Regions from separate parts of the Mus musculus genome. Here region 2 is linked to region 1. Evidence: chromatin loops called from intact Hi-C (ENCODE). Cell type or tissue: heart. All regions are shown on one strand. Links, peaks and the distances in the headings refer to the core of each region. The heading gives the core; the rest is flanking DNA. Region 1 has its middle 30 kb from the start of Lacc1. Region 2 has its middle 55 kb from the start of Serp2.

What was found. Hi-C counts contacts between places; a loop is a spot of excess contacts. Peaks named below come from ENCODE experiments on the same cell type or tissue, not always from the same donor. Only the 100,000 strongest peaks of a DNase experiment are listed, where the experiment ranks them.
Region 2: it touches region 1 in a loop (2.6-fold over the local background); 1 of 42 quality-filtered maps calls a loop at or near these places.

Annotation. Positions count from the first base shown.
Region 1 is chr14:77,001,837-77,012,091 of GRCm38, forward strand. No RefSeq gene overlaps it. Among named protein-coding and RNA genes, the nearest start is that of Lacc1, 30 kb to the right of the region's middle. In heart, for the core only: a CTCF peak has its summit at 6,604 (motif pointing left); a DNase peak (open chromatin) is centred at 6,605.
Region 2 is chr14:76,606,185-76,616,439 of GRCm38, forward strand. No RefSeq gene overlaps it. Among named protein-coding and RNA genes, the nearest start is that of Serp2, 55 kb to the left of the region's middle. In heart, for the core only: no CTCF peak of the experiment used is centred there; DNase peaks (open chromatin) are centred at 4,437 and 7,597; H3K27ac peaks cover 2,397 bases.

The DNA of each region.
Region 1 (10,255 bases), core at 1,619-9,618:
GGGTTTTAAAATGAAGATTGTGAATTCCATTCCAAGAGTTCCTGATTCAGTGGACCACCTGGATGTGAAAATGTACACTTATTAAGTTCTCAGGTGATATCGATGACCACAAAAGCATGCGTGAGTATGGACGGATGACATGCCTGAGTGTCAGCATGATAAAGCCCCTGCCCATTTTGTTGTATGAATAAGGAAGTAGAGACAAGTGGTTAACTGTTTAAGACAGTTAAATAGCTTTTGTTTTTAAGGTCCACTTTGCACCACACAGTGGCTCTAAATTTTAGATGAGATTATGAATTTAGAGTGACTGGCACTATGCTTGGGACCTAGAAATAGTAAATATTATCATAATGTTTTTAATTGTAATAAAACTACCCTTAATAGTTCCAAGTCACATATGCATCATTTTTAAAAGAGTTATTTATTTTTACTTGATGTGTGTGTTTGCAAGTAAGTATGTATGTGTACTAGGTATGTGCAATACACATAGAGACAGAAAGAGGGCATCACAACCCCTCAAACTGAAGTTACAGATGGTTGTGAGCCACCCTGTGGATGCTGGGAACCAAACTCAGTCCTCATCAAGGGCAGGAAGTGCTCTTAACCACTGAGCCTTCCCTCTAGCACATCTCTGCTTCTGTATAAGAACTATTTGTAAGAGCTTGGTCATTTGTAAGATAAATGGCTGGAAAGAGAAATCTCTAATGTCTTCTTTTTTAGATCCAGAAAGCTCTGTTTTTACATTAGTAAGAGTATATCCCACTGATGCTTAGGAAACAGGAACACTTGATGACCACAGCTGGCTTTCTGGTGTCTTGAAACTCTTGTTTGTTATGTATGTTCTCTGGAGTTTTCATCCATACAGAAAAAGTAGAAAGTAGATATGACATTAGGTCAGTTTCTAACTCTGTTCCTAGGAACATACCTTTCTCTTATTTGTGTTTTCCAATACTTTTTTTTTTAAATCCAGGGAACAGAAGCTACATTTAACAGAAGCACTACACAGAGAAAAGGCCTTCGTTCTTTTAATTATATGGTGATCTAATTACAATAATAGGACGGATTACTTATCACACATGGGGGAGGAGGAATTTTAAATTGTGTTGGGATTAGAAACTGCAAATAATTCATTAAGATATCGCTGACTTCACTGAAGAGCCCTGTCTAAGTTCCTGTGGAATGACACGCTTATGGCCAGGGCAGTTTCTCTTTACAATGACAAGAAAGAAAAGCACAGTGGAGATGGAATGTGTGCTAGCAAACAGCTACTGTACGTTACCAGTTTTCCCTCCTTGCTGAATCTTTGCTCTCTGTGCATAAAAATGTTGTGATTTCCCCTTTCTTAGAAAAATCAAAGCTGCAGCTAGGATAGCAGTCCTCAACTTATGGATTGTGACCCCCTACAAAGGACCCTTTCACAGGGGAGGCCTAAGACCATTGGAAAACACAGATACTTACATTATGATTCGTAACAGTAGCAAAATTACATTAAGTAGCAATGAAAATGATTTTGTGGCTGGGGATCAGCTCCGTGGGGATCATTAAAGGGTCTCAGCATTAGGAAGGTCGAGAATGAATAGGCCAGGGAGATAGCTCAGTGTATAAAGTGCTTGCTCGGCAAGCGTGAGGACCTGAATGTATTCCCAGACGTGAGGTGGAGGGACTGGGCATGGTGTCTCATGCTTCCCATCTCAGGGCTGGAGAGGCAGAGACAAATGTAGTGTTGAGGTTCAGTGGTCAGGTAGCATAGCCTTGTCAGCAAGTTCCATGCTCATGAGTGACTCTGTCTTGGAAGGAATAAGGTAGATGGCACTGGGGGAACACTTAGAAAATTTGACCTCTGACCTCTGTGACCATGCACATACGCGTGTGCGCACGAGCTCGAGCCCACACACACGACCTGCCACACCCTCCCACCTCACACATACATGCACAGTTAAATAAGAAATGAGAGAAATGGTTTTCTTGGTTGCTCAGCCCTCTGTAGATGCTGCTCATTTTCTGATTTCTTTGCAGCAGTGGATCCCAGAGATGTGATGTGCTTTTCGTCTCTCAGTTGTCTTTTCTCTTCGGGTTTCTTTGATAGTGCTCGATTTTGAATTACTTTCTCAATTTTGCCTTTGAATATTTAACACGACTGCTTATTTTATCATTGGCTGTTCTTTATCAACCTGCCCTCTGAATCTTCCTCACCATCTTCTGCCTCTAAATGCCCTAGAGCCGATACGCCATTATACATCTCAATAATGACTGCATCGGTGTCCAGATGGTCTCATTTGCTATATGACTTCAGAAGCCACCTATGTACAGAGGATTTTTCAAAAGGTCTCTACCCAGGCCCTTTCTAGTCTTCCTCTCAAGACTACCACTTTATCCTCTGATTCTCTATGTCCTTTTCTCCCTTTCTGTTTCTTCACAGCGTTTGCCCTTTGGTGGTGTCTACACAGTGCATATCTGTTCATTCACATTTACCCCATCCATTTTCCACCCAAATGTATACTCCACGAAAGCACAACTTGGTTTTATTTCTTACTTCATATCTTCACCAGACAGAACAGATTCTACTGTGCTACACATTAAGTGATCAATAAATATTTGCCAAATGAATCACTGATGTCCAAATTTGTAATAATTTAACCCCCGCTTATTTAGGTCAAAAGTATCAAGGAAGAAAGAAGTTCAACTCTCAGTGTTGTTACGGCAGGTGGTCTGAGTTAATTTGCCACAAAATACCAAAAGTCAAGAGGGCTGAACTGAGAGACACAGAGTCAAGTGTGTAAGCCAACGGCAGCAAAAATCCAGCCTAGTTCAAGAAGTTGTGGCTTGGGTTAGGGAAACAATAGAGAAGAAAGGCTGAGGCACAGTACCTCATCTTTCTATCTCTCTGGTAAAGAAAGGGAGGACAAGGGCTCTAAGCAAGGCTAACCAGTGAAAACATAGCAGAAGGACGCTTTTCAAGACCCTGGAGACCTAGCATCTGGTGTCTGCTTCCTTCTGTTCAGTATAGGATCAGAGCTGCCTGCAGCTTAATGCCCAAGCCCAATCCAGTACTGTCTAGTTTCGATAGCCAGGGAGGCTCCATGAGGAATGGAAAGATAAATAAAACACAGCTGTCTTCAGGGTGTCTGTTGACTCAAGTGAGCTGAGAAGACACAGCAGCAACGTTAGGTAACAGGCAGCGTGCTCGACAGAGCGTAGAATCGCAGCAAATCATCTCTCTAAATGAGACTTGGAGTTGTGTTTAAAATAGAGCTAGTCTCTTGAGTAGAAGAAAAAGAACAATTTCCTACTTGTTCGTTGCTTCACCTGCACAGTGTAAGGTTCATGCAGAATTATTCTTTGTTTTGTTTTGTTTTTTGAAGACATGGTCTTCTTATGTGTCCCAGGCTGACCTTGAACTTTTGACCTCTCTGCTTCCATTTCCCTAGTGCTGAATTGCATGTTTGTATGATCATCCATGCTCATTTTATGTGGTGCAGTGGATTGACGCCAAGGCTCCGTGCATGCTAAACAAACACTCTGCCAACTGAGCTACAACCCCAGCCTGCCGAATTGTTTTTGCTTCCTTCTAACACTAAATTGCAGTGATTCTCAGTTCATAGGCATATACCGTGAAGACACATGTCTATGTAGATAATAAAATCGCATTAAGTAGACACTGCTAATTTATGATCAACTGCCACAGTAAGGCTAGTTAAGCTTGAGTCTATGAGTCTATATCAGTGGCACTGGTAATTTATTCATGAGCAGTGTAAACAAATTATAGAGGGAATGCCTATCTGTTTTAAAGGACAAACTGTTTTGAAAGCATCGGAGTTCTTCTAAACAGATAGCAGAAGTGAACACCGGCTCCTCCGAAAACACAAAGTAAGATCCCGAGCTGGGAGCCCCTGAGAGAAGGGTTGGCTCTTCCAATGCTCTGACCCTCAGCTCACCTCAGAGCCCCAGGGAGCCAGAACTTGTTTTGACTAAAGGAGAAACAGAGGAAATCATCTGTAGAATCATGGGGCCAGCAGACTGCCTCCCCCTGTCAACCACTCCTGCTGTCCTCATTGCTCTGGCAGTAAGAAGTGTGTATGCAAGACAGACAACAAAGTCGCTGCAGCCAGGATTATTCACAGGTTATTATGTAAAATTCCCTCATTCCGTAAGATTTATTGAATATTTATTTGCTGGGAGCATTGCTACTCATTCCGGTGTCACCATGGATTTTCAATATCAGGAGTTTATTTAGTCTATAAAAACTCCTCAGAACATATTATAGAAATACCTTGTTACTATACAGTTAGTTTCTTTTAGGAATACTGCCTCACAAGGTCGCATGAGGACCTCCCAGGCCAATGGGGCATGACCAAAATGGAAGCTAGGGAGGTTTGGAAGTGGTAAAATTTACAAAGAGTTTTTAGGAGTGAGTCCAGAATAGCTAAGCTGAGAATAAGATACAAATTGGCATTTAAAACCCACCACCAAATGGATCGTGAGTACAGGGTGGGTAAAGGAGGACAGGAATAAGAGTCATATGACCTGTCAAATGAACAGTCATTCTGAGAGCGGACCCAAAGGCTGATCTGGATGGCTCAAGGCTGCCTGGACACGGTGGCATATAGTAATTTGAAGGCTGAAGCTGGAAGATCACGAGTTCAAAGCTACTCATGATCAACAAGCCAGGGATAGAAAGGTTTCTCTAGACACCGCCTCAAAAGAAAAGACTGCAAAGACGGGCCACGGCTGAATACACAGAGGCAGGGCATTTTCAGCTGCACATTTCCTAATGCTGATCATCTGCGCATCCTTTAGGTTTCCAGCGCTGTCATCTGTTAGTGTTTTACCCAGGCCTAGCTTCTCCCCAGCAGCTCTCTCCAACTCCTCCTACCCAAAAGGAGATAGATCCCCATTGTCCAGATGTCCCATGAAAACACTGCAGTTAACCAAGCCACAGTTCTGCCATGGACACCGAGCTCCTTTAGACTAAGGACCGATTCTTTGCTTGTAGAGTTTATATTGAAACCTTTACAATGACTGAGGAACTCCCCTGTGAGAAAAGCTTTAAAAGGTACACGAAATAAGCCACAGAAATTTCATGTTGGGAAGACTGTGGGAAAAGAAAGAAGAAACCCGTGGGAAAGAAACAGCCTTGGGACTTTTTAGGATGAATGCTCAATAATGCATCATTTATTGATGCCTTCCATATATATATGTGAAGCTGATTGGCATACATAAGATAAAAATGCTCCCAAAATAAATTTAGCTTCTCATATCACCAATATAATCTTCCTAGCTGCTGTATCCTCTGTCCTAATGAATGAGATCACCACCCACTCATCCAGTGACCTTAGCCAGGAACCTGGTGGCCACCCAGCCATTTACCTCAATCAGACTTGATTCTTTGCTGACTTACAAGTGCTATTCTGCCCTTTCCTTACTTTGTTTTAGGTCTAAATATCCCCGCCACCCATCCAGGCTCTGTGGTCATTCCAATGTGGTTTCCATGCGGTAGATCTTACTCCCCTCTCATGAATCTCTATAAAACCATGGGGGCATCTTTCTGAAATGCAAGTCTATCTTTCTTATTATTCTTTCTAGACCTTACAACAATGCCCAAAAGATAAAGTCCTAACTTCTTTGCATGTCGTTCAGCCACCCCCATAATGTGGTCTCTTGCCCCTTTATTTTAATATCATTTCTAACCACTGCCCTATACACCTAAATAACAGTGTCGGGCTTTGAAAGATCACGCCATTTCCCCTCAACCCACCTCTATGATCATTTCAACTGTTTGAATTACCTTCAGACTCAACCTCAGGACCAATGTTTTCGTGACTTCCTCTGCAAGAAGCACATGAGTCCCTACTGTGCCTAGCCATTGCCTGTAACAGAGCAGAGCTCCATGTTGTGACAAGGCTTTTTCTACTAGGAGGGAAGAGATAGAGTCTGGTGTAAGAGTGGCTGTGTGTGTGTGTGTATGTATATATGTGTGTATATATGTGTGTATATATGTGTGTATATATAGTGCATATATATATATAGTACATATATATTTTGTGCATATATATATTTATTGTGTGTGTGTATATATGTGTGTGTGTATGTATGTATATATATATATATATATATATATATATATATATATATATATATATTGCATACAATACCTCCAACCCTGAACCATAAAAGTAACTCCTATTTGCAGAGCATGGGTGAGGTGAAAGAAGGGTCTCAAATAAAAAAAAAATTCACAAGCAGTGACTCAGACTTGGAAAGTTGCATTCAGTTTAAAGTTTTTTTTTTTTTTTTTTTTTTTCTTGGTACATCTGAATCAGAGGTTTTGCGAAAGGAGCAAAGAAGTAGGGGGCGGGGGGGGCGGGGGAGCCGGTCAGAACAGGCAGTATCTCTCAATAAATAAAAGATCAGATGTAACAAAAATAACTCAAAGACTTCTGCTTGGGAACCTGAAAGATCGCTGGTGTCTTGATAGGAAATTATAAAGCTCAATTGTACATTCAGACCTGTTCCTGTCATCTGAACTTGAAGCAGTGACTAAGAGGAAGAGCTGGCTAATTACCTGCAAGTCCTTTAGGAGTGTCCTTGCCAATCAGAGTGCTTCTGCCACCTGGTGGCAGTCTACCCAATGTTTTATTCAACTGCTAAGCATGGCTCCTTCTCATTCAACACAACGCTCCCCCACCCCCCACGCCCCATGACATCATGCAAACCAAGAGGGTCAAATCTCTGTGTTCAGTTTAAGGGCACCATGAGACACCTACATCCTCAATGATGTGCATTTTCTAAAATCAGCACCCAGTATCTACAAGGTATCATAAAAAAAAAAGTAATTTGTGTTATTTTGTCACTACAGTCATGAAACTAAGTAGTATTGGGGCTGGACCCAGGGCTGGCACCCCCCCCCCCAACTCCCAAAGTTCTGGACTTTTGTTATGCATACTTAGACATGAAGAAAATGAAGGGGTCCTTAAGATTTGCATGCAGATTCTCTGGTTATGAACACAGCCAGGTAAATAAAGCGCCCAAGTTGGGTCATGCTGGAGTAAACTGTGTGGGCCTCGGTGTCACTGAAACGATTCTCCACTGAAAAGGACACACCTGTTCTTAAATCTGAAGAGACACCATAAGAGATTTAAAAAATATTTCTAATCCAAGGCCCTGCTTTCAATAGACACTCAACGTTTTTAAAAATTGAATCATGGTGATGCATTAAAAAGTATCAGGTAATCCTAGTAAATAAAGTGATTTATAGCTCTGTAGTTCAAAAGGAATAAGGATGGGATTATATCAAAGATGCGTGGGAATCCGTCTACAGAAGCTCCAAATGGCTCTTTGGGGCCACAAAAATAAACCAATATGTCTATAACCCAACAATACCTACTCAAAAGACCATGTTCTATAAATGATGAGATAAATAGTAAACGTCCCAGATAGGGTTTCACACGATTTGTGCGGATTCCACACCCCTCGCTGAGATTGAGCACAACTCAGTGCATTGTACATTAAACCATGGAGGAAGAGTTGATGAAGCCAAATTGAGAGATACTCAACAAAATACCTGACTAACACAGCTCAATGCTGCGGTGATCACGCAACATCCTGGAATCATAAAACTGTTACAGCTAAGATCAACACAAGGAGTTCTGATTAGATGCAGTGGGGGATCCTAGATGGGGTCCCCAAAGAAAAGGCTGAAATATTAGGTCATCAAAAAAAAAGACATTAGGTGAAAAGAAATTTAATTTTACTGAAGTATGGATTTTATTTGATAATAGTGTATTAACACCAGTTCATTAATTTCAAGAAGTAAATCAAACTAATGTAAGATGTTCAGAGACACTAGGAGTGGGGTTAATATGACTCGTTCTATTATCTTTGCAATTTTCGGTAAAAGTGAAAGCTATTCTGAATAATGTTTTAAGAAAATGAGCCAGATCTCCCATTATAATCAGCAATAACCAGTGCCATGTGGTGAATCAAAGAAACACCAAAATATTATTAAATGACTCTTGGGAAATTAGATAGCAAACCATACAGGAGAAACAAGAAACATTCACTTGAGAAGTGAGAAAGATAAAACATGATTTAAGAGTAAATATTATTTTTATTAAGTAAAACATAGGAAAAATCCACAAACAACCAAAAGAGAAAAATATGCACTTTGATAATTCCATGTTTATAGTGTTTTGAGTTAAGCTGTTCTCAGACTATGGGTTGTAAGCCCTTTGGAAATTGTATATCAGATATCCTGCATATCAGATATTTATATTATGATTTATAGCAGTAGCAAAGTTACAGGTATGAAGTAGCAATGAAATAATTTTATGATGGGGAGGTCACCATAACATGGAGAACTGTATTAAAGGGTTGAAGCATGAGGAAGGTCGGGAAGCATTGTCTTAACTGAAGAGAAATTATATTCAGAACAAATTAATTGGTCTCATTCTGCTTTGGGGATAGAATTAATTTAAGTGCATGGACATTCAACATCTGCACGTATCCATGTATCATGCCTAGGGTAAGACAGAAAATATCAGAAAGTTGTGGTGCTAGACTAATGGCTTAGCTCCTGATATCACTGTGGCTGTATTTTGACGTTTGGGGAACATCGTGGAAGGAGAAAAATCCATCATCAGGCAACAGACAGAGAGGTAAGAGCACCAGGGCTGAAGACAACACCTACAAGGCTTATCAAGCACAAAGAAGTTGCACTGGAGCCTGCCCAGAGCTCTCAGCTTTAGAGACTAGTGTTCATGGTACTGGAGGCTACCCTGCATGCCATGAAAGGAGAAAGATAAATCCAAATCCAGCTACCAAGTCTGTGATCTACAATGTTGATTCTCCTGCAAGATATACCGGTGCAATTGTGGCAGAAAGCTCGTCTGATTTAACTTAAAGCCTATGCAATGGAGCCCATCCCTAACACTGCTTGAGTGGCCAAGAACCAGAGGCCAGATAGGCAAACCGAATGCATTCTGTGTGTGTGTGTGTGTGTGTGTGTGCACACGCGCACGCACACATATATATGTATACACACACACGCATATATATATATATACATATATATATATATACACACAAAATTGTATATATGTATATACAAAAGCAGATACAGGACAAAACAAAGACACAAACAGAAGAAAAGAGCCGAAGAGAGAGCGTGAGATACACATGTAGATGCAGAGACACACATGTTTATGCACACAGAAAACAGGAAGCTCTGATGTTATGCAAAGGACCTACAAGGTAATAAAACAAACAATGCCCCAGCCTTGTTAAAACCTTCTGAGACAAAGAACCCCCAACAATGCCAATTCCTTTGTTTTGTGTTGGCCAGCTACAGCTGGGCATGGTGGCTGGCCTTATGGGTGATTCCACTGTGATTCATTAGCAAGAACTGATTTTCCATTTGCGATTGGTCATCAGTGAACATCACGTCTGAGTTAGGGATGGGTGTTTGTGTGTGTGTGTGTGTGTGTCTCCTGTCAGTACTAGGACCTGGTGTCAGAAAACCACTCCCATGAGTTGGAGAAGGTGTGTGGTGTTCTGATAGAATTTACAGACTCCCAATTCTGCAATAGAAGCTTCTTAGAGAGGAGGCCTACAAAGTTAGCTGGGTTCCAACATCTTTGAGAAAAGCCAAGCAGAGCATCACCATACATTTTAACTGTGGAGATTTGAACAAGAGTGACTTCCATAGGCATGTACATTCAGACGTTTGGTCCCCAGGAGGTGGAACTGTTTGGGAGGGATTAGGATATGTGTTCTTGTTGAAGGAAGTGTGCCAATGCCCACCCCATTCCCTGTTAGTTCTCTCTGCCTCATGGTCTCCCACCATGGTGGTCATGAATTCAATCCTCGGAAACTGTAAAACTCAAATTAAATATATTTTTAAAAGAAGTATTTTCAGGCACTTTATGAGTAGGCTGTTGCATTCAGAAAATACTTGTATTTCTTATATTCAATACAATGGTCATTTTGCAAGATTGAAAAGCAAAAAACAAAACAAACAAACAAAAACAAACAAACAAACAAACAAACAAAAACCTGACTTCTTAAATTCTGTCAAAACAAGGTGGCAAACATTAAATATTCTTAAGCACATACTGCCACCCAGTGGCTGAATATGCACAGTGCACAAAGAACGGCCAAGGCGAAAACAAAGGCAGTGTGAGGTTCTGACAGGAATGCTTCAGGCTGAGGCTCTCACTGTGAGGCTTCTTGTCAAGCTTTGTGTTCAGAGAAGACTGTC
Region 2 (10,255 bases), core at 679-8,678, 400 kb before region 1:
TTCAGCTTCACACATTAGCAGCTGCATTTGCCCTGGGTTTTGTTTCACATAGTGGAGGCCTGAGTAGATTTGTGTCCTTGTGTTCACAGAGACGGTGATACGCTCGAACGAACGGGTTTCTGCATATACAGGAATCCCCAAGGAGCGTAGAGAGGCTGTGAGTCATAGCTCCTCACCTATAAATGCAGTTTTGCCAAAGAGCACTGTCTTGGCCGGGAGGCAGAGGCTGGGCAGATGTTTTGTTTTTAACTTGCGTGTGTCTTATGGTAAATACTGTTTTCCCTCCTTGATTTTATGTAACACTTTATGTTTTCCAGACCTCTTTCAACTGTTACCTCATTTCATCTTCTAAATAGCGCTGCAAAATAAATAGTTATCATCTCCATCTGATATGTGGAGAAATAAACTTCAAGTTCATTTAATATGATGCTTGGCAGACGTTAGTAATGAATACCTTTGAACAATTCTGACAGAGCCTGAGTCTGGCCTTTAAATTATTTTTATTATAGTGCAACAACATACACATGTATAAATAGGGGCGAGAGCCACTCGTTCCACATACTCACGCCATTACACCACTAGGAAAATATTTACCAGTTAGATGCAAACAAGCAAACATTGAATCTGACAACATCCATCACACGTGTGTGGTGGGTGATGTGTCCTGGAAACTAAACTGCTTGTGTTGGGCCTAATTGTCGAGGGAAGCGGCCACTTTTTGTGTCATTTGTCAACATGGCTCCTGGGTACATTGAAATCGCTTTGCTTGCCGCAGTCATTCTATTTTAACTTAACCTGCTTTTTAACCACAGAAGGTCCAACCACATCAAGTGTATAAATCAAATGCCACGTTGAAAGTCATAAAAAAGGATCAAATGACAACCTCTTCATTGTATAGTGGCCAGAATGATTTCTGTGATGAATCACTAGAGGTTGGCACAAAATAGAATAGGATCTGATCAGTGTATTCCACTCGTGAGACGCCAGTGCTCTGAACTGTGGCTCTGGCTTGATGCTTCTAAGCTCTTAATGTGACGGTTAGCTTTATTGTCAACTTGGCTGGGGCAGAGAATATCCAGAGAGTCATTAAAAATACCAAAATTATTTCGATGTGTCTTTGATGGTAGAGGAGATTACCATTCGAATCGGGGGAGAGACCAGAGCAGATGGTCAGGCCAGTGGGCATCCTCCAGGTTGTTTAAGCTCTGGGAAGAACAAGATGGCGGAAGCAGCAGCAGCAGCAGTTCTCGCTTTCTGCTTGAGCTGAGACATCCATTCTCAAGTCCATGCGCAGGACTTCCAGCTTCCTCCTGCTTTCCACCCCCTCTTACTTCTTTGACCTCTGTTAGGCTTTGTGGCTCATCAGCTTCCAACAGCAGATTTGGGGACTTTTTTAGCCTCTGGAAGTCAATTAGGGAATTGCTATGATAAGTTGCTCATATTAGTGCTAATACATTATCTATCATCTATCTGTCTGTCTATCTATATCTATCTGTATATCTGTCTGTCTCTGTCTGTCTAGCCATCCACCCACCCACCCACTCACCCACCTACCAACCTCTCTTTTCTTAGTTTGACCTACACAACTACTATATTTCTCCACTTGAATTAATTTTGGTAGCAAACACTTCTAATACCCTGACGTCCATGTTTATGGAAATCTGTTCATTCCATAGGAGCCCAGCGCTTCCCTTTGGGTCTGAATGGTACTCCCCTTCCTCCCACAGCCATCGCTTATTCTTCTGTCTCACTTTGTCCGGGATAGTAATCATTTAGCAGTTGCACGTTGTTTTCACGCTAGATGAACAGGGAACATCGTAATCATGGTGACTGAGATGGATGAAGCATCTTGGTTCTGGGGGAATTCGAAGTGAGAGAGCTCTGTAGAACGTGTATCTGGACTCACCAGAGTCAAGGCTCTCTGTTAAAGTCCTCGCTCTCTGACATGCTGGAGGCTTTCAGCATTAGTTGATTGACACAATTTTTTTTTTGTTCGTGTTCAAAGCTTCCAAAGCTTTAGAACTTCTGTGATTCAGTTCGTCTAACGCAAATCTCTTAACTTTGCGGTAAAGGAAATTGAATCTTAGAGAAATTAAACAACTCGCCCAAGCAAAGTTCCGCAGCATCAATTTATTTTAATACCAAAATGTTGGCAGCATCAATAATCAGTTCCAGGCCTAGAGGGCCCTGTGTTAATCAGAGATGTTCCATTTTCACGTCTCTGTGACGCCTGGGAAAGCTAAAGACTCTGCCCACATCGTGATTGTTCTTCAAAGGTCTGCAAAATGGATTCATATTACTTGCTATGATTTAATATTTATTTTCTAACAAACTCATTCTACATCACCAAAGTGGGGGGGGGGTCTTGGGTCATAGTTAGCAGACACACAGTGGGTTAAAGACCAAAACCCATCTTACTTGTCTGGCTGAGCTCAAAATCAAATGTTTGAAAGAAATCCTATCCTCCTCATAAACCTGTAGCAGCAGGACAGACAGACAGACAGACAGCGATGATGTGAACCAAAGACAAACTGCAGGCGAGCAGAACACCCACTGACAGGGTAGCTTTTCTTCACAACTTCACATGCCAGATCTGGGGCTGATGAAATGGATGGTTTGGGGCCACACATGATGTCTGTTGTCAATACAACATCTATAATCTCAACTGTTTGTGAACTTGCTGTCTTGGCTGCTTTCAGGCGAACAGAGCAGCCTCGCTGGAGTAAAGACTACGTTGTCCTCAAGGGCTGATATATTTCCTATCTGGGCTATCACTTAAAGCATTTGCTGAGTCTTAAACTCGATGTGTTTCTTAACCTGGGGCATGTGGCGATCTCTAGACAGACTTGAAATTCCACTGGGATGTTTCTCAATGTTGTGTTTTTATATTTTATATCTGCAATAACCAGGGTTTTAAAAATGAGCATAAACTTGCTCCATGCTCCTTGAATAGCCACCCAGCACTGGGTACGGTGCCTTGTGTTGCACCGTCTCTACCTGAATCTGAGTGATGGTCGTGTTAGAAACACGAGATAGAAAAAGATAAAGACCTCACAAAAAGCTAAGCCAAGTCCCTTTGAGAGCATCCAAGGCTGTGTTTGCCGCCTTATTCATGACTTGAAGGCATCTATCTATCTGCCCTTGAGCTTAGCACTGGAAAAAAAATGTAGGGTTTTTCTCTACTCCCAAGGAATTCTTTGTGGTGTGGCTAAGTCCACTTTCCCTGCTCTAAGGGAAGGAAGGGCAGATTTTTGCTGGATGGGAGACCGATGCAAGCCATGAAACTTTCAATTGGGCAGAGTTTTCTTACTTCTTCCACGTTCGTGCCTGAGTTTTCCCTGAAGTGGTCAGCGGCTGCTTTTTATTCTATCTGGATACAGGAATTTCTCCTCTTCACTCCCAAACAGCACTGTGGCTCTCAAAGAGAATGTGAAGCTGGGCTTCACCATCCATTTAAGATAGAATCCTTGAGTTAATTATGAACTCTTGGTGGTGGTGGTGGTGGGGTCTATATATAGAGATCCAATCTAGTTCAAGAAGTAAGATGGAGGAGATCAAACCAGACAGGCATATAAAAAATCTGGGGTCAACAAAGAATAAAAGTGACTGCTACAAAGCGGGGCTTTTGAGGGAAGAAAGAAGAACCTGATTTATAAAACTTGAAACCCAGGGCAAGGCAATCGAAACACTGACTTCTCTAAAGTACAAAAATTCATGTGATATTTCAAGCCAGGTACCTATTTGGAAAAGCTGACATTTAGCCTTGTGTGGCCAAGATACCATCTCTGGTTACAAACTGTAGTGTTCCTTTTGGGAAGAATTACTTAGCAGGAGACAACAAAATGATTCATATCCTCACACCCAGTAATTGTACCTCAAGGAATTCTCTTCTCATGGAAACAGTGTGTGACAGTTTACTCCATTAATCCCATCACTCCATGCAAGAGGCAGAGACAGACACTTGCGATTCTAAGGATAGCCTGGTCTACATAGAGAGAGATCCTATCTTTTTATTAATTGTAGGACAGTGGTTAGTAGTAAATTATACTAGTCTAGTCTTATAAAACTATTAAATCAAATAATTATAAAGAACATGTACACATATTAGGGAATGTGCTATCATGTAAAGCTAAGCAAAGGAGCATGTTTGTTCAGATATTGCATATGAGGGGTGGTATGGAAGGAGAAATAGTTTAACAGAAAGTCTGATTGTGTTAATTGGCTTTCTGCCACTTACAAATGGGGGGGGGGGGGTTCGGCCAGAGAGGAGGAGTGAGGTTTGCTCGGGCTCTAGTTTCAGTTCAGAGTCACCTGGCTTGGCTGCCTTTGTCTGTGGTAGCATAGTTGTCGAGGGAGGACTCATGGTAGGCTGCTGGCTTCACAGTGGGCACAGGAGGAGCGGGAAGAACTAATAATAGTCCTTTTAGTGACGTCCCAGAAGCCTCCCTTCTTTCCACTCTGCCCCACCCCTAAAGGTTCTGTCACTTCCCAGTGGCCTCACAGTTTGCAACCAAGCCTCTAGCAGATGGACCTGTGGGAAACACTTCTAAAAATAGCAGGGACACCGTGAGTAACACTTGAATGCTTCCTCTTTGAGATGGATGAGGATAGCTAACTAATTAAAAATGCTGAACTGGAGAGAGAGAGAGAGAGAGAGAGAGAGAGAGAGAGAGAGAGAGAGAGAGATTGCCTAGCATGTGATTCCTAATACTGCCAAACCAAAACAACCAAATAAACAAAGACACAAAAGAGACAAAAAGTTCAGACAGGAGCAAAAATCAAGATAAATAAATAGAGAGATAAACATATAAATAAAGTACTTCAGAGGCCCTTTTGTGAACCCAGAGCCACCACCTATCTCTGCTGCACAGAAGTGCCTTGTCTTAAAAGCCCTTTGTGGCAGGTCCTATTATTGGCCCCATTTTTCAGATGAGGACTAAAGAGAAGAAGGAACTTGCCCATGCCCACATAGCTAATTAACGGCAGAGCCGGGAATGAAGCCAAAGCTCTGACTGAGGGCCACTGAGGCTGTTCCTTGGCAACCAGGCAGAACAGTCAACCCCTTAGAGACACCCCTCCCGCAAGAGGACTCTGGGGATGTGTAGGTGTTGGTGATTACATGAGGTTGAGTTTGCATTTTGCCTTTTCGTCGTACAACCCAGAATGCTTTTGATGAGAGGAAACTAGGAACAGACTTGTGGTACATACAGCAGCCTTAGGAGATCTGCTATCTCACAAGGATGTCACATCACACAAAGTCCAGAAGTTGGGCTGGCTGTGGGTTTGGACAGACCCTTGGGGTTGTCTTTCAAGCACATGACCAACCATATATCTTCTCTTTGCCCCTTCCTTTAGCCATCCTTGGCGTTCTCTCTCTCTGCATGTGTGCACACATGCATGTATATATGTGCGTATGTACACATGTGTGCAGAAGCCTGTAGTATGTAGAGCTGGAGGCTAACATTGGACCACTTCCCCTACCACTCTCTACATTCCCTGTCACTGAACCTGGAACGTATGTATTCAAGGCAGGCTAGCCAAGGAGCGACCTAGAGCCACACCTGTCTACTCCCTGGCGTGGACATGCTGCTTTTTGTATTGATATTGCAAGCTCTGGTCCTTATCCTTATGCGACAGGCCTTTATTGTCTGAGCCATCTCCCCCCAGCCCTTGGCACAGTATGCAACATACAGGTGTTAGAGGATGGAGAAGGGTCTCTCTCTCTCTGTCTGAGATGCTTCCAGAAGAGGGAAACTCTAGGACCAGTGATCTTGCTGAACGTGTTTTTCTTGGGACTGCAGAAGTCTGATTGTTTCCCAAAAGCACCGTGTTCATGGACACCAGAGAGACCACCGCCATGCTTTTCTTCTTATACCTGATTTGCCTGCATTTCTGTTTCCTCAACTGTGAAATGGTCAGTGCCTGACCAACGGAGGATGCCTAGTATTTATTAGTTGCACGCATCTTCAGTGTTCTTAGTGAAAGCACAGGCCTTTGTTCTCAGAGATGTAAACTGCAGTCTGCTTAGTTCCCTCTCCCTCCTGTCCTTAACCTTCGGTGAAAGGAATACAGGGTAATGAACAAGGTGCTGATGTGCTACAGATGTCAAGTGTTCTATTCCCGAACCTCTAGTCTTATCTGGAATCTTCCCCCCATTTCCTGTTAATACAGCTGTTAATAAAAATACAAACACCCAGAGATGTGGAGTCTCAGGGAGGTCAATTATTAAAATGAAAAAAATTTGAGTTTCATTGGAAATACATGATCTCATCCAGGTTTAAACTAAATGGTGTAATTTCTACTGCTCCTTGCCTCTGTTGGGTCTTTGTCACTGATTGTCTTGTAGGCTGTTTTATCCCTTTGCCTTCTCTGCATTATTATTAAGCTTTATTTATACTAAATGAAAAGACAATGGGGGCCTTTAAAATAATATTTTTATTCTTTAAAAGTTCCATGCCAGGCAGTGGTGGCACACACCTTTAATCCCAGCACTCCGGAGGCAGAGGCAGGTGGATTTCTGAGTTTGAGGCCAGCCTGGTCTACAGAGTGAGTTCCAGGACAGTCAGGGCTATACAGAGAAACCCTGTCTCGAAAAACCAAAACAACAAAAAAAAGTTCCATACATTTATGAAGTGTATGTTTATCTTATCCGCTCACTGCTACCTCCCTCCAATTTCTTCTACTTCCCCTAACTCCATCTCCCGAGTCCAGCTTCAAACCTTCTTTTCATCCTTAATTTTATTGTTATTAGTAACCGCTTAAGTTCAAATACCATTGCTTACCTAAGTGTGAGTGGGCAGCCTCCCACTGAGGCACGAGCAACAGACCAAGGGAGCCTCTACCTCAGCAGCCAGCGACTGCCAATGGCTCCTCTGATAGCAGCAGTAAGGCTTTGGGAAATTGCAAGATTCAAGCACCTAAACAAGTGTGGCTCTTTCCTCCCACAAAGGCAGAAAGCACACATATCAAGGGTATGTGTGTGTTTGTGCCCTGACCCACGTGTTCATGTGCTGGCTCCTTCGTGCCCATTGTGGCTGTATTTGTGCATGGAGCCTCTTTAGGAAATAATTAAGATGAACTGAATCTAACCCTATGGGATTTGTGTCCCTTTAAGAAGAGACACCAAAGAGTTTTTCCTCTTTCTACCGTGTGAGAGCACAGCAAGGCAGGTACCACGGGCTTATGGCGGTCAGGGAGTAAGATGCGATGGTCTGAATAAAAGCCGCTCTCTACAGGCTCATGTGTCTGAGCCCTTGGTCTCCTGCATTGGCTGTGCTGTTTGGGGGAGGTCTTAGAACCTTTAGGAGGTCCAGTCTTATTGGGGGAAACATGGGTTGGGGGCGGGCTTTAGGATTTATGCCTTTTTCCTATTTCCAGATTGTTCTCCCTGCTTTCTGCAGATGTGATGTCTTAGCCTCCTGTTCTGGCCACCTCTGCCATGTCTCCCCTGGGTGTACGGTCTCTCCCTCTGGAACAGTAACCCAAAATAGTCATTTTTCCATGAGTTGTTTTTGGTCATGGTGTTTATCACAGCAGCCTACACTGTTACGACATCCCAAGGTGGCTGATACAGTAGTTTCTTAGGTTCCTTCTCTGCGGCTAGTCCCCCGGGGAAAGTTTGTGCTAAGATCAGGCAGAGTTCTCCCTTGGGCTTTGTCTTCTCCTCTCATGTCTGCAACACAGCCATGTGACAAATGGATGGAGGTCATCGCTAGTTGACGTGAAAAGGGAGAAGCAAACTGCTTCCCAGAGCTGGTTTTCATGACTACAAGACAACTGCTTCCCTCATACAATCTTCCTCCCAGTTCTCAGCATCATGTTGATCCTACCACTGCTCTAGCTCCTTCTAAGTTATCAGGGGAAGTATGAATACGTTTCTTTGGTTGAGTGGACAAGTATTAACCCCGCTTGGCAGACTGAACCCTGCTGTGTTGTGTGTGTGTGTGTGTGTGTGTGTGTGTGTGTGTGTGTGTGTGTATGAGAGAGAGACAGAGAGACAGAGAGACCGAGAGACAAGCAGACGGTGACATGGTTCTTTGAGCCATCCTTTGGTCAAATGCCAGAGCAGTGTTCTCTGTTAGTTTTCTGTCCATTTCCTGCTTAATTCTCCCCTCCAGCTCTTACCTATTTATCACAGCCAGAAATCATTGAAAAGGTAGTAAAAACTATTTCATATTAAGCCAAATGAGTCCAACCTACAAGAATGTAGCAGCACAGTAATAAATCACTTGTGAATGTTGCTTGTTGAGAAGCAAAAATATTACACTTGCAATGTTTTAAAAGAAAAATATTACTAAAAATTCTTTCACCCAAATAGAATTGTCCTTACTTCTTGTTTTTTTTTTAAAGCAACTTCTATAGTTTCAAATCGTTGTAACCATAACACACATGTGCTTGCGAGTAATGATAGGCTATGAACATTCTTGAATTTAATAATCTCTATTTCAGTTGTTTGCTTTGGATTTCCAAAATGATAGTGGTTTGTTTGTTTAATTGGGTTTTATTTTGGCATTCCTAGATTTCAAAGCTAGTTTTCCAGAGAGGAGACTCGTACAGACTGTGAACTAATCTAGGCCACTATTACTGGGGCTAGCCCAGCCCTGTGCTCTCTCCTCCAGGACTCCAGGGAAGGGAAAAGGATGTTCCCACGTTGCATATTTAGGTGACCTTAGGGACACGCCCTGCTGATGTGATGTAATGAAACCTAGACTTCATTGGCAGGATTTAGTTGCATTGATTTATAAGCAAGTCCCAAGTTCATAGACTCATTCAGGGTCTTGCAGGGTAGACTTAACACTTCCATTCACTGTGTGGTGAGAGGGAAGACTGCGTGCCACAGCGGGATGTTTCTACAAAGCTGAGATCTGTAGGATTGCCAGGCCATGTTTCTTATGAAGACCAGTGATGCCCTGCCTTCCTCTCTTCAGTTTTCTTCTTACGAATGCTTTACCTGTACTGTTGTGAGATCCCCACAAAGCCCACACTAAAGGACTCCATACATTACCATCGACTTACCCTAAGACAACTGCCAAACCATTGCCCCAGCACGTGATATGCAGGCTGCTTTCGATTTAGGTAAAAGGGCATGGTTGTTTTTTAGGATTCCTGATCTACGCATTACACTGTTTGCACAGGTAGATGGGCGGATCTACAGTAGATCCTCGGTGTGTGCACAATTTTGGCGGAGCAATGAGAGGCGAGTGCTGTGCATGATAACAAATGTTTGCCACTGACCTGCCTTTGAGAGGTTTAACATTACTGGTTTTCAGGGCCGTGCTTGAACCGTGCCTTTGCTGAATACCGTTTATTTACTTAGGCTTCAAAATGGCCCTTCAAGGGGTGTTAATCAGCTCACTCCATCAGCTGGATTTCTTTGAGGAGGCAACCCTAAGTTTAGTCAGCAGTTTGAATCCCAGTAGTCTCATTTGCTGCTGGGTGACCTTGAATAGGTTTCTAAGCTCCTTGGCCTCAGTTTCTGTTCTGTGAAGGAAGGGACAGCAGAGTGTCTTACTGAGCAAAAACAACAAAATGATCCCATTAGCAGATCCGTGGCTCTGGCTTATCAGTTGCTGTTGCTGTTGTCTTCTTCTTCTGCCGTATCCTTTCTTCAATGACTACTCACTGTTCTCGTGCCCTTGGGCAGCACCCTGACCCCTCTTATCTCCACTGTTATTCAACCAGCCCCCACTTTACACAGCTGAGTCCCACAACCTCAAAATTCTGTTAGGAGTTCACACCCTCACCTCCCTAACTATTCAGCAAATTCCTAATCTTCCTTTAAAACAGAGCGCCTAAGGGTTTCTTTATCCTTCAAGTATCCTTTCCTCCGGCATCTCTGGGTGTGTCTGTATGGTGACATTCATTGCGCTATCTTCTATTGTCTATTTTCTGATAATTGGCCTCTAACAGAATCTGGGCCCTATGTGAATACAGATCTGTTTGGTTTGGTTTTACAGCTCCACTTGCAGTGTGGGTTTTGGGCATGTGGAAAGTTCTCTGATAAATATTTCTTAACCGGATGGATCTATATCTGTGTTACTCATCAGGCAAAGACTCAAATGGCCTGAAAAGTCACTTTACATGGCAAATATCTGCCACCATTGGGCTAGGTTAGGTTTCAGCAGCCCTGTGGGAGGAGGAGCTTATGTGGCCGTGGTCAACTTAGGAGGTGCACACTGTGGAATTCCCAAATCCGCAGACACACTCACCAGTCATGGTTCTGAATGACACCCTCACTTCAAAGGACAGAGTTGCT